2 separate regions of the Homo sapiens genome follow, and region 1 is linked to region 2. Evidence: chromatin loops called from intact Hi-C (ENCODE). Cell type or tissue: endothelial cell of umbilical vein. All regions are shown on one strand. Links, peaks and the distances in the headings refer to the core of each region. The heading gives the core; the rest is flanking DNA.

What was found. Hi-C counts contacts between places; a loop is a spot of excess contacts. Peaks named below come from ENCODE experiments on the same cell type or tissue, not always from the same donor. Only the 100,000 strongest peaks of a DNase experiment are listed, where the experiment ranks them.
Region 1: a loop joins it to region 2, with 5 times the contacts of the local background. A loop is called at or near these places in 23 of 110 quality-filtered maps.

Annotation. Positions count from the first base shown.
Region 1 is chr12:89,387,054-89,395,390 of GRCh38, forward strand. The region is part of intron 9 of POC1B-DUSP6 (POC1B-DUSP6 readthrough); the gene reads right to left. It overlaps LOC124902980 (a long non-coding RNA gene), which reads left to right. Exons shown (of 2, transcript XR_007063400.1): 2 at 7,319-7,644. Among named protein-coding and RNA genes, the nearest start is that of DUSP6, 39 kb to the left of the region's middle. In endothelial cell of umbilical vein, for the core only: no CTCF peak of the experiment used is centred there; DNase peaks (open chromatin) are centred at 3,308 and 3,888; H3K27ac peaks cover 2,556 bases.
Region 2 is chr12:89,447,381-89,455,717 of GRCh38, forward strand. All of the region lies in intron 9 of POC1B-DUSP6 (POC1B-DUSP6 readthrough), which reads right to left. The region is part of intron 10 of POC1B (POC1 centriolar protein B); the gene reads right to left. LOC105369889 (a long non-coding RNA gene) reads left to right here. Exons shown (of 4, transcript NR_189732.1): 3 at 4,147-4,261; 4 at 4,677-4,775. Among named protein-coding and RNA genes, the nearest start is that of GALNT4, 73 kb to the right of the region's middle. In endothelial cell of umbilical vein, for the core only: no CTCF peak of the experiment used is centred there; DNase peaks (open chromatin) are centred at 3,731, 4,631, 6,411 and 6,961; H3K27ac peaks cover 4,767 bases.

The DNA.
Region 1 (8,337 bases), core at 230-8,229, 60 kb before region 2:
AGCAGGCAGACAGGGTAAATAGGGAGAGACCCCTCAATACAGAGACGGTCTAGAGGTGAAAAAACTGGGGAAAGCTGTTTCTGAAATCTTCATAGGGGACTTCGAAGGGAAAAATTTCCCAACATCCAGGCCTTTTATAATTTTGAGTAACAGCTGCCTTCACAGTAAATGTGTTTCTGTCATGATACGTGTACAAGTACATCCCTTATTCCAGGCCTGTCCTCACAGTGTGGCCTGCCGAACTGTGCAGTTTACATCTAACCGACATAGAAAGCTTCTGCCTTTCAGCAAATCAAACGAGCATTCGAGTTAAATGGCCACACTTTCATTATTGTTCTTATTATTCACAGTCTGCATTACTACCACAACAGTGGCACCGTTAAGCAATCCGTCATTTGGGCCAAACGTGAGTTTGAGGAATTCCACAGAGATCTTTTCATATTTGACCCAATAGAGTCTTCCAAGGAGTCTTCTGAACCACTGGGGTCAGGAAGGAGACATGAATTTTAAGGGTTTTACTACCAAATGTCCTTTGCTTTATTATTATCATTATTATTATTATTATTTTTAAACAGGGTCTTGCTCTATCTCCCAGGCTGGAGTACAGTGGCTGGAGCGTGGCCCACTGCAGCCTTGACCTCCCAGGCTCATGTGATCCTCCCACCTCTTGGCCTCCCGAGTAGCTGGGACTACAGGCACACACCACCACACACAGCTAATTATTGTTTTTTTTTTTTTTTTAGAGATGAGGTTTTGCCATGTTGCCCAGGCTGGTCTCAAACTCCTGAGTTCAAGCAATCCTCCCACCTTGGCCTCCCAGAGTGCTGGGGTTACGGGTATGAGCCACTGCACGTGTCCCTTTGCTATGTTTAGAAATTTTTAAAATAAAAAACAGTTATCCATGTTTATGGTAGAAAATTTTGAAAGTAAGAACCATCTAAATAAATATCACCCATTACCTCATTAACCAAGGATAATGCTATAAACATTACTGTTTTCTTTTTCTTTATTTATTTCTTCTTCTTCTTCTTTTTTTTTTGAGCCAGAGTCTCCCTCTGTCGCCAGGCTGGAGTGCAGTGGTGCAATCTCGGCTCACTGCAACCTCCGCCTCCCTGGTTCAAGCAATTCTCCTACCTCAGCCTCCCGAGTAGCTGGGACTACAGGCACCTGCCACCATGCCCAGCTAAATTTTCTTGTATTTTTAGTAGAGATGGGGTTTCACCATGTTGGCCAGGATGGTCTCAATCTCCTGACCTTGTGATCTGTCCACCTCAGCCTCCCGAAGTGCTGGTATTACAGGCATGAACCACCGCACCCGGCCTCTTCTTTTTCTTTCAAAATTGTGTTTACATTTTCAATATAAAAGTGGCATAGAAAATGTGGAAAACAGGGAAAAGAAGAAAAAAAGTCCATAATTATTCCACCTTAACTACTATCAAAATTTTGGTACATTTTTTCCTTAGGTTCTTTTTTGTCTTTATGAATAACATTCCTCCTTTAACATGGCAGCAACCAAACTGTATATACAATTTAGTATTATGACACTTTTGCCTGACATCATCAGAAGCTTTTTCAGGGTGACAAGTTTTGTTTTCAAAAATTTTCATTTCTACCAGCACTCTAATACTACATAGAGTAGTTATATTGTTGCTTACATTAAACTATTTCCCTAGAGTTAAAATTTAGTTTGTTTCCAGAATTTGTTATTAGAAATACCATTGTGTCAACAGTACTACACTAATAATTTTATTTTATTTTATTTTACTTTTGAGATGGAGTTTCACTCTTGTTGCCCAGCCTGGAATGCAATTGCACAATCTTGGCTCACCGGAACCTCCGCCTCCCAGGTTCAAGCGATTCTCCTGCCTCATTCTCCCAGGTAGCTGGGATTACAGGCATGTGCCACCATGCCCGGCTAATTTTGTATTTTTAGTAGAGATGGGGTTTCTCCATGTTGGTCAGGCTGGTCTCGAACTCCCGACCTCGTGTGATCCGCCTGCCTCGGCCTCCCAAAGTGCTGGGATTACAGGCGTGAGCCACCGCGCCCGGCCTATAAAATTTTTTAAAGATCCTGGAAGTGGTATAATTCTGTTATCTCAAGTTGTTTCTATTATGTAACAGACAATTATTGAGTGCCTTGATACATGCAGGATGTTAGAATAGCTAACAGAATAAGATATAGACCCTATACTCTGGAGACTAGTCATATAGCAGAGATAGATACTTATACCACACCTTTAAGTTCACCTTGAGAAGTACTACAATAGAAGTGCCAGGATCTAATGTACAGAAATCATTTGTTCTGTATTTGGCTCATAGTAAGTGCCCAGTAACAAAATGATGACAATAATGATGACTGCAGCCACCACACTTTTTCTTTTTGAGACAGAGTCTTGCTCTGTTGCCCAGGCTGGAGTGCAGTGGCACGATCTCAACTCACAGCAGTCTCCACCTCCCAGTTCCAGCGATTCTCCTGCCTCAGCCTCCCAGGTAGCTTCAATTACAGCATATGCCACCATGCCCAGCCAATTTTTGTATTTTTAGTAGAGGCAGGGTTTCACCATGTTGGCCAGGCTGGTCTCGAACTCCTGACCTCAGGTGATCTGCTTGCCTCGGCCTCCCAAAGTGCTGGGATTACAGGCGTGAGCCACTGCACCAGGCCAGCCACCACATTTCTCATAGAATCATTTAAATGCTGGTTTCCGTGATCCACATTTATAGAAAAACAAAATCAAGAGAGCAACGAAAAGTTACTCATTAATTATAAAATCACTGCTAACCCACTATATGTCTAGGCTATGGCAGCAAATAGCAAAGATTATGAAGTTCCTTTTAATTGCTAAGACAAAGTTCCTCATAGAACACAAACCACTTCCATAGTAATATACTAATAGTGTGAGGTCAAACCAACTTAAATGCTGTCAGACAGCATGACTGTCCTCTTCTGAACATGACATGGGTCAGATAGAGTTATTTTTAGATAAGAGATAAGTCAGCTTAACTACACTTCTATGTCTTTAAAAATAAAAGCCCATATAACTTTGGGGACCAAGACAGATTAAGGGAATGCTAAAATTTTCCATAGGTAGATTTTTTTTTTTTTTGCATGTAATTCCTGATTCCCACCATTGCTTTCAGCAGCCCGGTCCACAGACCTGAACAATGGTTAATGTTTAAAAAGGTACAGCGTGTTCTGCTTAACAACTCTGCTCATTTCCTCTTCCTGATGGTGCTGCTGTGATTGCAGAACTCAAGTAAGGGCTTTTTACTATATGAGAATACATGAGAAATGATGCTCAAGTCATAATAAATGTGAGATTAAGGTCACTTGAAGATAAGAAGGTTGCAGCCTTAAGGAAAAACTTCAGTTGGCTTGGACCTCTGCGGGGGCAGGTTTACTGTAGTTTGTGGAAATAACCCACAGCTACTACTGAAATATGTGTAAGGATTTCAGACAGGAAATGAAGGAAATGCTGCATTAAACTAAAAGCACTTTAGGATTTAAATAAGCCGAATATAGATTCTCTGGTGAGAATTTGATCAGGGCACTGCTGGCATTGGCCCACCCTCTCATCTACAGTAGTGGAATTACAGTCTGCCTATCAAGTCCAGAATACAAAGTGCTTTCAGTCCTCTGACTATCCTCTTTCCTCTTTTATTAATTCCATTTCTCATTAAAATCCCCTGTACAATGTTCCATGAGAGTGAGCTCAAGGCAGCTACTGACATTTCCCATAAATGATACGCCCAATCTTCTTCCTACTAATCCAATTAGTTCTACTTCCTTCAAACTTCATTCAAAACTCAACTCATCTGATCTATGCCTGATGACCTTACAGTCATTCCTTGTCACTGTAAACCCTCAGCAGTTATTGTTGACTGATTTGCTCACTATGACCATGTGTTTACTTGTGCCTGGCATTAGGCTTGGTGCTGGGGCTACACTGATGAGTAAACCCCAGTCACTGCCCTCATGGAGGTCACAGTTCACATGAAAAAAACATCCTAATAAACTGTGATAAGGGCAATGGTCAAGATAGGCATGCGGAAGTATGAGGACAAGACATTCATCCTCTGGGGTGTCAGAAGGCTTCCTGGAAAAGCTGATGCCTGAGCTGGATTTTCAAGTAGAGGAAGGTCGGGGAGATATAGATGGTAGGTAGTGTAATCCATGAACAGTTGAGATGGCCCTGTGTGCCATGGTATGCTTGGGTGTATTCATGACTTTCACTTCATGAGAAGTTCCCTGTATTTGGGTTCTTTTCCTACAATTGAATTATAAGCTCTTCCAGGAACCATATTTTCTACTTATTTTGCCTTCTTCCCCTTGGGTCTCTTACAGTCCCCAGAGAGTTTTAAAGAGTTGTGTTTCACCATCCTGGGAAACACACTGCTGACTCACTGACCACCTCCAGGCCACTCTGCCCACCGTGTGTTAACAAGACTGTGTGGCCATGGAAAGATATGTAAGGCTGCAAGCCTTTTATCAGCTGTCAGGATAGACCCAGGAAGACACACAGGTCTGACTCAAAGCACATATATACTGCCTAATGGAAGAAACCATCCAAACCACTTACCCAGAAGTTCCACAAGCCCATCACATGCCATCCTTCCACTATTTCATATTCTTAGCCTTTGGTATGGTGATTTAAATTTTACATTCAAAGAGTTCTGCACCAATATTTCTATTAAGATTTCATTGGATAATTTTAAAAAGTCACTAAGCAAGTATGGAATGGATTTTCTACTCATCCCACAGAAACAGAAAGTAACCATTTTTTAAAATTAAAATCTTAAAATTGATATGGTGGATACTTTTACTGAGGTGGTCCCTGCCTCAAAAGTTGCCACTGCTGGGCAACTCACTGTCCTCTCTTAAGTCATGTGACTTTCTTTAGCAGTGGAAATACTTAGTGCACCTCATGAGTCTTGGAGAGTTTCGTTGAGTTCCTTTGCTTTGCAATGAGAAGATCGGATCCAGGTTGAGGTTGAGGGCGGGTATATGTGCTTTGTTTCCGGCCTCATATTTGGCCTCTAGGTAAATAGAACTCCACATTTCAAGGCTACCAAATCTTTCATGGATGGTTAAATCCCAATCCCTCCCCCACTCCAGGGTCAGGGGTGGAGGAAGGAGGAGAGGTAGAACAACAGGGTAAACTGAAAACAATCAATCAAAAAAAGACAGAAAAAAAGCACCGAGCCAGTTTCACAGGCTCCGTTGCTCCAAAGCCATCATTTCAAGGTTATGGCTTTAAAATTATGGAGGAGGCAGCTTTCACCTGAGCCCTCCTTAATGGAAACAGCTGGAATCTAGCCTGCCTTTGGAAATAAGAGAGGACAATCCTGGAGCATAAAGCCAGCTGGGAAAAACTGGTCACTGAACACAAAGCTTTTTGAACTACCAAATAAAATACATGGGTACTTTATTTCCGATGACCCAGTAGCAGGGCCTAAATCATATTTGAGTGTGAAAATGAAATTAATGGCCTGTGTAAATTCCCCAACTAGAGTTTCCAAATTCTGGTCACCGGTGTCCTAACAAGCAAACCGCACAGGGAGGAGATGGTTAAATAACAGCCACTTCCAAACCCAAGGCTCTATACCACTGAGGAGGAAGAAAGACAAGCCATACTTCCTAATTTAGTTAAACTAAATAGTATCCAGATCCAGTTACCCATTTCAAACATATTAGAATAACTTTATGCAAATACTTTGGGAAAGCAAATAATATTCATGAGTGACCTTAACTACAAGCCCCTGTGTCCTTATTAGTCTATCAGAGATATTAATATTAGAACTTAACTCAAAAGACAGTGAGGACATGTTTTCATATAAAAAAGACATGTAGGCCAGGCAAGGTGGCTCACACCTGTAATCCCAGCACTTTGGGAGGCTGAGGTGGGCGGATCACGAGGTCAAGAGATTGAGACCATCCTGGCCAACATGGTGAAACCCCATCTCCACTAAAAATACAAAAACTAGTTGGGCGTGGTGGCACGTGCCTGTAATCCCAGCTACTCGAGAGGCTGAGGTAGGAGAATCACTTGAACTCAGGAGGCGGAGGTTGCAGTGAGCCAAGATCGCACCATTGCACTCCAGCCCGGGTGACAAGAGCGAAACTCCATCTCAAAAAAAAAAAAAAAAAAAAAAAAAAGACATGTAATGTTTTCAAGTCCTCACATGGTAGGCACCTAAAGGTAATTTGCTTCCTCCTTTTCTTCCACGATTCTGACTCCATTTTCTTATGATCTTGGCAGTTGGCTATAAAACCAACTTCTGGCTTTTCTTTGCTCATGTTTGCATTCCCAGCAGGGTCTTGAAAACTCATCGAGAACAGAAATCTTGTCTGATATGCTGTTGTTCCCACAGAGGGCTGGACATAGTAGGTAGACAGTAGGTGCTCCATGCATTTCTTTTTATGCCTGCAATGAACTGCTTCACTCTTTTCAGATGTTTCTCCCCTCTTAATTACACACAAAGGATGGTAAGAAAACATAAAATGTTTTTCAATACTTCATGGCCTTTCCCCACATTTTAAGACAACCAGTCTAACAGGAAAGGAACCAGAAGGGGGAAGCTATTTCTTAACATATTTGACCTAATTAAAGGGCGATGCCTGAATTTCCCAACGAGGACAGCATTACTGGAGAGATAACCCTCCAAATGGCTTTTTAAGTACAGTCCCAGCAAAATGAAAGTTTAAAGGAATTATCCATCCAAGAGTGTGTTTTACAGATAACCCCTTAGCTTTACTGAACACAGCTCTCTAATCTGTTGCAAAATACCAGCACTCTTGTGGCTGCCTCATTGATACCATCAACCACCAGGCAGAGAAAGTTTGGGGTGACTTGAACTTCTATAGATAGACTTCTATAGACAGATACTGAAGGACATTCAAGATTACCCAGTTTTGCATTTCACAGATAAGCAAGCTGAAGCCAGAGAAGTTACATATGTTAGAGATGCAAAGATGAGTATGACGTTGTCCTTGCACTCAGGGAGCATGCATTCTAAGAGGGAATGAGAGACAAGAAATATTCAGCTGTACAACAACACAGAGTGATGAACGTAAAGGATAGCATGAGGGCCAAAATTCAGTTAAGGAGAGTGAGTCACTTACTTTAAGCCCTAAATTTAAAGGGACACCAAAAACTCAGTAATCAAAGAATATTATAAAGATAAAGACAGTATCACTAGCATTACTAATTTTTTCTTTTGATTCAGGCTCCAGTATGGCTCAGTAAGACACTATTGCTGATCCTGTCATTAGTATTTTAATAATTCGTTCACATGAATTTTTGTATTTAAAATATTGCAGGCTGGGCGCAGTGGCTCACGCCCGTAATCCCAGCACTTTGGGACGCCGAGGTGGGTGGATCATGAGATCAGGAGTTCGAGACCAGCCTGGCCAACATGGTGAAACCCGTCCTGAATAAAAATACAAAAACTAGCCAGGCGTGGTGGCACACGCCTGTAATCCCAGCTACTCTGGAGGCTGAAGCAGGAGAATCACTTGAACCTGGGAGGCGAACTTTGCAGTGAGCTGAGATTGTGCCACTGCACTCCAGCCTGGGCGACAGAGCAAGACTCCATCTCGAAAAAATATAAATAAATAAATAAATAAAGTATTGCATTAAAATAGTCTTTCTCTTAGTTACTGAGTTTTTTGTTGCCACTTCCCCCTGCCTCCCTCTAAAATTTTGTACCCTAGGCAAGGGCCTCACTGTCCTCTCTGGGAGAATCTACCAGAGGCCAGGGTGGGGCTGGGAGGAAAAGGAGAGGCTTTTATGTGTATTCCAGCAGAAGTGCAAGGTTTTTAATTCCAATTTCAAAAGGCTTACAGAGCAGCTCTGCCTTGATCTGTTTTAACATTTTGTATGACAGTTTGCTATATTCCTTGTTTGGAAGAAAGAGATTCTCAGGTTTAAAAAATGTTTGAAAAGTTCTAACAGTAATGAGAAACAATTAGATTTAAATACATAAGGCCCATCACATAGATCGTGGGGTGTGAGCAGGTGATTTGGGGGAGAGAGTAAAGAGCCAAGACAGAAGGGTCTGAAGACGCATAGCCTCTGCCTGTCCCACCAGAGGTGCCATGAGTTTCAAAGGTCAGCTGTTTGCTTTCTTTTCAAGCTTCCTCTGTAGAGTCCTGTCAGCAAACTCATTCCACGGCATGTTTGGCCATTTTCCTAGGCCAAATGGCTTGCATCCCCACTTTGTGGGAGAGGGGGACTAAAAGGATAATTTTTAAAAATTGACTATTACAATAGAGTCTTCTTCTCTTAGACAAATGGTTAACATATGGGGAGGGTAGGCCGGGCGCGGTGGCTCACGCCT
Region 2 (8,337 bases), core at 88-8,087:
AGTAATTTCTAAAAGTGTACATATCTTGAATTTTTTCAGTAATTTTACTGTGTACGGAACTGTACAAAAAGTACACAAAATTTTCTAAAAGTACAAATCTGAGAGAGCATATTTCTTAGTCAAATTCTTCAAATTTCAACTGATTTTCCAAAGCATACAATTGTTTTTGCTTCAGCTTAATGATGCATTTCCAGTTCTATTTAAAATAAGGAATTATTTTAAATATTTATCATCTTGAAATTTCATTAAATTGCTATCCCCAGAATGCATAGTTCTGAATTAAGAATAATATTTACTCAGCATGGTACTTTACCTGATGCTAGATGTCATTTAAAATAAATTTATTTTATATATTATCAACCTTTGAGAATGGACCAAGTATGGCACAAATTCATTTTACGAACCTAAAGCTTCAAGCAGAAGTGTCCAAGTAAATAGCAAAATTCCTATGAAAGTTCCACCTATGGGGACAAGGTGTTAATACTGTAACACATACAGCTCTATGATATAATCAGTCCAAGAGAGGCAAACTGAGTCTGAGGAGCCCTGAACATGGAGCGACTGGACCTCCTGGAACTATAGATAACGCATGACCTGAGGAACACTAAGAGAGAGAGAGAGAGAGAAACTGGAAGACATAGCCTGGATTCTGCCTACAGCCACACAGTTTGTATCACGGACTTGGGCTTTCTTTTGAGCCTTGCCCCCAAGATTTCCAACCCAACTAACTGAGGATATTTACCAGGAAAGCATAGCTGTGTTTAAAAATAAAAGTCAGGATGGGCATGGTGGTTCATGCCTGTAATCTCAGTCCTTTGGGAGGCTGAAGCTGGAGGATGGCTTGAACTCAGGAGTTCAAGACAAACCTGGACAACATGGCGAGACCTCATCTCCATTTTAAAAAACAACAAAACAAACAAAACCCAACCAGCCAACCACACAACAGCAACAAAAGGCCAATTTAAAATAGGATTCACTTTATAAAAATCACCCTAACTAAATTTGATAAAAACTGATGTTCTCATCTATTCCAAAATAAAATAATACCTGCACACACCAGAACGGCAATAACACCATCAAAGGAAATTTCTGCATACACAGTTCCTACTGCTGAGAATATCCTTTCTCAACAGACAGACAAAAACTGAAAATTAGTGACAGGGCAGAAGTGAGAACCTGGGGAGAGCAATCAGTGAATAGTAACAAAGCCCTGCCAAGGGAGGTAAAGCCATTACATCATTATGAAAGAGAGTTAAAGACATGACAGATCAAATAATTATTCATATCAGGAAGCTATATCCACACAATTAGGCTTGAACAACCTATGATGAGCATGCCATATGGCACACCTTCTGGATAAACAGTAAGAGACAAGTGTGTCTTAAACACAATTCTTCCTGATGAGCATTCTAACACTAAGTTAAGGACTTGTGTGTGATGAAGTCTGGTGTGTGCCAAGGATTTATGTACTTGGCAAGTAGGAATAGGCAATGCTTAAATTCCCAAAGTAGCCTTCACAACCAGTTACTTACAAACATTGGTTGACTCAAGGGCCTATTTCTCCACCTGCTCCCAAACTGGAGGTCCTCAGTACTTTCCGTTTTTTTCCCCACAACCAGAGATATACATCAGGTCTCCTTGGCTACTATATTATGGTGAAAAAACATTTACTTAAGTTAAATCATACTGACCACAAGGAAGCTAAAACCAGGATTCAAAGTGGCAAGGCATCTGATCTGTGTGTCTAAACATCTGGAAGGCAGGTTGGTGCTGGTGTTCAGTCTGTCCTCTGAGGTTGTTTAATCGGAGCCTTGCTTGCCCCCATCATTTCCTTGCTGTGTGTCTGTGAGGAAGTTACCTTACCCCTTTAAGGCTAATTTGTGGAATGTGAGAATCTACATGCATGCTTAGTAGTAAAATGTTTAGTAGTATGTGAAAAATGGTGGCTATTTTTATGGGAACCACAGGCATGTAAATGAGAATGCTCCTAAATTGATTTACTGAAACACTGAGGTAACACATTTGTAAATTAGTTACATTTAACCATTCCACATGTATATATACTTTAAAACATCATGTTATACATAAGAAATACATACAATTTTATGTCAATTAAACAATAAATAAATGAAAGAAAAAAGGGGAAACAATTCCCTAAATATAATACTACATTCCTAGACAAGCAACTCAAATTGGCAAGTTGGCAATTCTCAAATTATTTTATAAATCTAGTGCAATGGCAATCGACATTCCAATGGGATGGTTTTTTGAAACAGAATAATTTTAAAATTCATATGGATAAGTAATAGGCAAGAACATCCAGGAAAGTTTTGAAGGAAAAAACTGTACATTATATAATATTTTAAAGAAATATTCTAAATCTACAATGATTAAAAAGGTATGATAATGGATCAAGAACAAACAGATAATGGATCAAGAACAAATAGATCAAGAACAGAGCAATAAGACAGAAGAGAAAGTCTCCAAAGAGACACAAGTTCATATGAATTTAATGTTTAAAGAAGGTTATTCAAATCAGTGAAACAATACAAATTGAGGGTACTTTGTTAACTATAAATCTGTACCTCATACCTAAATTAATACATATGGATTTTAAGGTTTTATCATTAAAAATAAAACCTCAAGAAGAGTAGCTAAGATGTTTGGGGATTGATGAGGGAATTTCTTTGCATAGAATCCAAACAACAACAAAAAATAGTTTTAAAAAAGGTAATGCAGCTAAACCTATCAAAAATCAGAAACTAAATTCAAGGAGAAATGAGAAAAAAGGAAAACATATTTGTAGCACATGGCAAGAGGTAAATCTTCTTCTTTTTTTTTTTTTGAGATGGAGTCTTGCACTGTCGCCTGGGCTGGAGTGCAGTGGCACGATCTTGGCTCACTGCAACCTATGCCTCTAGGGTTCAAGCAATTCTCCTGCTTTAGTTTCTCAAGTAGCTGGGATTACAGGCAGCCACCACCATGCCCAGCTAACTTTTATATTTTTAGTAGAGACAGGGTTTCGCCATGTTGGCCAGGCTGGTCTCAAACTCCTGATCTTGTGATTTGCCTGCCTCGGCCTCCCAAAGTGTTGGGATTACAGGTGTGAGCCACCGCGCCCTGCCCAAGGTCAATCTTCTTAATTAAAATTACCTAAGGATCAATTTTAAAATGAACAATAGGAAAATGGGCAAAGTACACAAATACACAATCTTCAGAAATACAAATAAACAGCAATCATGAACACGTCAAAACTCACAAGTCACTAAAAAATGAAATAAACTTGATAACATCTTTTGCTTATTAAGCTGTTTTAAGGCTTTTAACATTTTAAATAATTAAAAATAAATAGAAAACCTTTAAAGGTTTTTGTCATGTTGATGTTGTTATTACAAACAGTATTGGAATAGGCATCCTTGAATAGAAATCTTTGTATGTATATCTTATTATTTCTTTAGGATGATTTACTATGTATCACTCAGGGTTCAGCAGAAAAACAAAGTACAGCCATTATTTTAACAGAGAGAATTTAATATAGGGAACTGGTTAAACAGATTTCTAAGTCTGTAAATGCTAAAAGGGAGCTCTGAGGTAAGCAGAGATATTAAATGTATGAAACTAGCTCCCTAGAGTTGGGGAACAAAGGCAAGAGATTGGATTATTAGAAACTAGACACTCAAGAGTTCCCTTGCTGAGAGCTGAGATGGTTTGTTCACAAGGAGGAAAGAGGAATGTTCATTAAAAAGACATTCTGAAAAGGAAAAGGAAATGCCTGGCATTCCTTCTCTATCTCCCCTTCAACTTAAAACAAACAACTCTATGTGCTTCAGAAAAATAATCCAAATAGATACATAAAAAGTATGAGAATGTTGCCACCATAAATACTAAGGCCCACCAAAATTCTGTAGTGATTTGGAAAGTAGGTTAAAAAGTACATATGATATAAAATATGAGCTTTGTAGTGGCCATCATGATCCTGAGTAAAAGAAAAACAAAATACTCTAGGAATTAACACAAAAAATAGAAAATCAAATTACACTAAAAAAAATCTTCCATTGCAAAAGTCAATTGAAGTCAATTTGACATTTAAGTGATGAGTTGGTTGGTTGGTTGGCTGAAAGCAACATAATTTTATTTATGTTTCAGGATATATGATTGTGTGGCCTGACAATCTCAGAAAGTAAAAGCAAAGAAATTGAAAGACATGGAAAGAACTAGGCCGGGACCAGCACTGGGCCTTAATAACCAGTTCACTGAGATGGTAAGGTTCTAAATCTTTAGAAGCCCTAATAATATGTTTTACATAGTGTGACAGCATAAAGCAGGAAGAACTGACTGAAAAATATGTGTTAGCAGACTTGCTGACTACTTTCACCAAATAATTAACTGTCAAGTGGCAAAATAAAGGAGCAAAGCCAATAGCTTCACTATCTATGCAGCACCAAATAACTCAAAACCAGATGGGTATAGATGTGCAGAACAGTTGAAAGCTAAGTTCACTATTTTCCGTGAAGCTCCAACAGCCCCACAAATGGCATTTAGCTCCGTAGTAAACCATCCTATAGGTCAGCAGGAAGCTCATTATGGGCTGACAGTCCAGGAGACAAGCACTTTTCAGGGAGCTACGGTAGTAATTTCCTGTGTGAAAAGCTCACTGCTGTTCTTGCATTCCTCAGGGTGCATTTCTTCTCATCTCAGAGGATGTTTCTCTTCCACAGGAAGAGGAAGGAACCAGTTGTTACTGGATGTGTGGGCTGAGAGCTGTCGGGCATTTTCAGCATGCCTCGGTCTCAGCTGTGGGAACTGGGGATGCAGCTTAGATTCCCAGGCCCGGGACAGTCGGTATTACTGCAGTAGTCCGGGGCGTCACAGTTTAGAAATACAGTATCTCAGCAAGTTGGAAGGCAGAAATAATACCTGGAACACCTCCAGTTCCCAGAAACGTGCTAATTTTCTAAAGGAAATTCTAAAAAGTATTTATTGGGCTCCCAAATAGCATGATTTATAAATCCTTTTGTAAATTTTCCTTTTTTTTTTCTGTCTTCACATTTTATACGGCAGAGTTCAAGTCCCAAATCACGTTTGTCAATAGGAGTAAGGACAAGTTTCACTGCATAAAGTATTCTTTAACTAGGACTATTTTTAAAAACTTTAAGAGTATCAAATTTTTGGTAAATTCATTAATATGTTTTCTTTCCTTGTGACTTTGAAACTTAAAGAGAAAGAAGGTCAAATTAGCATATTTGTCAGTATATCTTAAAAAAATTGGGACTTAGTGATTATTACTATTTTTATTAAAAAGCATATTTTATTTGAAGGGGGGGAAAAGAAGCCTCTGGCTTTCACTGTTAATCTTTTATTACGGTGATACTGTTAGTAAACTTTACAGCTATACAGATTATCTATCTTGAAAAAAAAATAAACCACGTTCCTTTAACAAACTAAAACACTTTAGCATTTTAGTTGTTTTATTTATTTTTTTACAATCCCAAATCAATTTTTTTTAAAAGGTCAGCCATCACATTCGCAACTGTTAGCAGTTTTTATAACATATGGGTCATGAAGTACTTCAAAAGCAAGGATCCAACTAATTTGCAAATAGTCTCTTTCCAGTCTCTAATATTTTCTCTCCTTTCTCTATTTTAAAGATTGTATCTGAAAAAATATTAATGTGTTTTCTGTTTCTAAATGGCAAGAGATCTTTGAAAATGTTGTGTTTTTCCTCATTTACTTGTTAGTTATCATGTATGTTCTGTTTTTTAAATGTCTTTGACAATTTAATTACGTCACTTAATTTCGAAGGGGAATGTTTTTAAATTGTTTCTCAAACCTTATAAAAATTCCTCTTTTACTCCAATTAAGCATCTTAGGGCTTAACATTTAACTTCTTGAGTTACCGAATAAAAAATTACTGTATCCACTTGACATTTACTATCATTTGCAGTTAAGATAAAAAGTCTCTTAACTCTTAAAGGAAGATAAATTGAGGGAGGCACCAGCTAGGGAGTCCAGAGACCTGGATCCTATAAATGCCTAAGTTCATTTCCTTTCATACCCTTAGAGCAGGGACAGGAGAAACATACCGCAGAGCCACTAAACCAGCACTTAAAGATACCATACAAATGTCTGTTTCCTAATGCTTAGGAAGCAGCCACAAAGTTATAGATAAATACACCTAGTTTCAGAAGTCATATGCCCTAAACTGACAAATCAAATGCCACCATATAAACTGCTGCAAAGTTTAAAAACTTTACATTGCGTATGACCATTTTACACTTTCAAAGTTGTAAGTTTTAGTTTTAAGACACTGAAGTTCACATACACTGTGTTCTTTTAGTCTTTCCAAATCTTTGCTTATATAAGCAGTTAGGAACTGAAATAACTCTGAACTAGTTACTCAATGTTGTCTAGTAACCAGGATGAACTGTTGCCACAACATTCATGGAAATATTCTCTCTGTGTCTGCAAGTTTATTCTTTGTGTGTCCATATATTTTGTCAGCACGTTAATATTTTTCAGATAGTATACACCATATGACAATCTCCATGAAAGTGTATAACCTTTTTCTTCCTAAAAATAGGCTGATGCAAAAAAACTTTCTGAAAGAGAATCCAATGCACTTTGCTAGAAAATAAAAATCTAAATGACATTTAGGAAGGGAGTGTGCTTCCCAAAGTCATGGAAATGGCAGAGTATCTCTTGCACTGATTCAGCCGATCACTTTTCTGATCCTAGAACAGAACACAGGAAAACCACGATTCTTTTTCTCTCATCAGCCCCTCTGCCAAAATGATGCAGAGCCAGGAGATATTCTCAGCTATCCTGAGATTACTCAAGGCTACATCTTACTGTCCCTGGGGAAGGGAGATAGGGAATCCCACAGCTGACATTCACTCTGTCAGGAAATCCTCTTGGCTCTGCCTTCAAAATACACCCAGAATCCGATCGCTTATCACCACCTCCTCTGCTACCTCCCTGGGTCAAGCCAGTATTGCCTCCCGTCTGAGTATTTCATTAGCTTCCTAATTAGTCTCTTTGTCCACCCCCATCAACATCCCCAGCCTGTCCTCTTACAGCAGGCAGAGTGAACCTGTTAAGACACAAGTCACGTCATGTCCCTCCTCTGCAGGAAACCCCCCAGTGGCTCCTATGTCACCTGCAATCTGGCCTTCCATCTATCACTGCTCCCACTCTCCTGGAGAGCCCTTCCCAGATAGCCATGACTTGCTCCCTTCACTCCTTCAGCTCTTTACTCAAATGCCACCCCTGTCACGTGACTCTTGTCCTGGCCATACTAGCTAAAATGGCAGCCCTCTACCTATCTTTTCCTCTCTGCCTTCAGTGCCTTTTTCACCTTTGCATTCCCTGTACTATATACAGTTTATTTTTTAGATCTGTGAATTGCCTCTCTCTGACTGGAATGTAGAATGTAGGCTTCTCTGGAGCAGGTATTTTTGTTTCTTCACATTCTCTAAAGCCAAGAATAGTAAGTTAATAAATACTTATTCAGAGACATGTATGTGTGAGTAGGCATCCTTCCTGGATCCCACCACATCTGCTGTCAGTTGACTTAGGCAACTTAAAGATTCTAAACTAGACTGATGCATTTTTATTACCATGGTTCATATGTGTTTGATTTCTTCTGAAGCAACTACTTATACCTCGCTTTCCCTCCAGGCACGGTGGCTCATGCCTATAATCTCAGCACTTTGAGAGGCCGAGGTGGGTGGATCACTTGAGGTCAGGAGTTCGAGACCAGCTTGGCCAACATGGTGAAACCCTGTCTGTACTAAAAAATACAAAAATTAGCTGGGCATGATGGCAGGAGCCTGTAATCCGAGCTACTCAGGAAGCTGAGGCAGGAGAATCACTTGAACCCAGGAACTGGAGGCTGCAGTGAGCCGAGACAGTGCCACTGCACTTCAGCCTGGGTGACAGAGTGAGAGACCTTGTCTCAAAAAAGAAAAGAAAAAAGAAAAAAAGAACTGGTCAAAGGTTTTCTTCTAGAGAAGTCCTCTAGCTTACTGCAGCCCATTAATGATTTCCTCTGAATACTGCCCAATAACAATCTTTCACTGACATTTATGTATACTTGACATCTAATGTTCTGAAACCAACACTGATTTCTTCTTCCTCAGTTACTTCTGTCTGGCTAGGTTGTTTGTTTCTTGAGGTCAGGCAGCCAGCTTGGTATCTCCCTCAGCATCTCATGTAATGCCTTCATGTAGGACATCTTCAACTATTTTGATTGATAGAATATCAAAAGACTGTAGACCCTTGGATTTTTTTCTATAACATAACTGCATGTTTATTGTAAATTAATTTGACTTGAAAGAA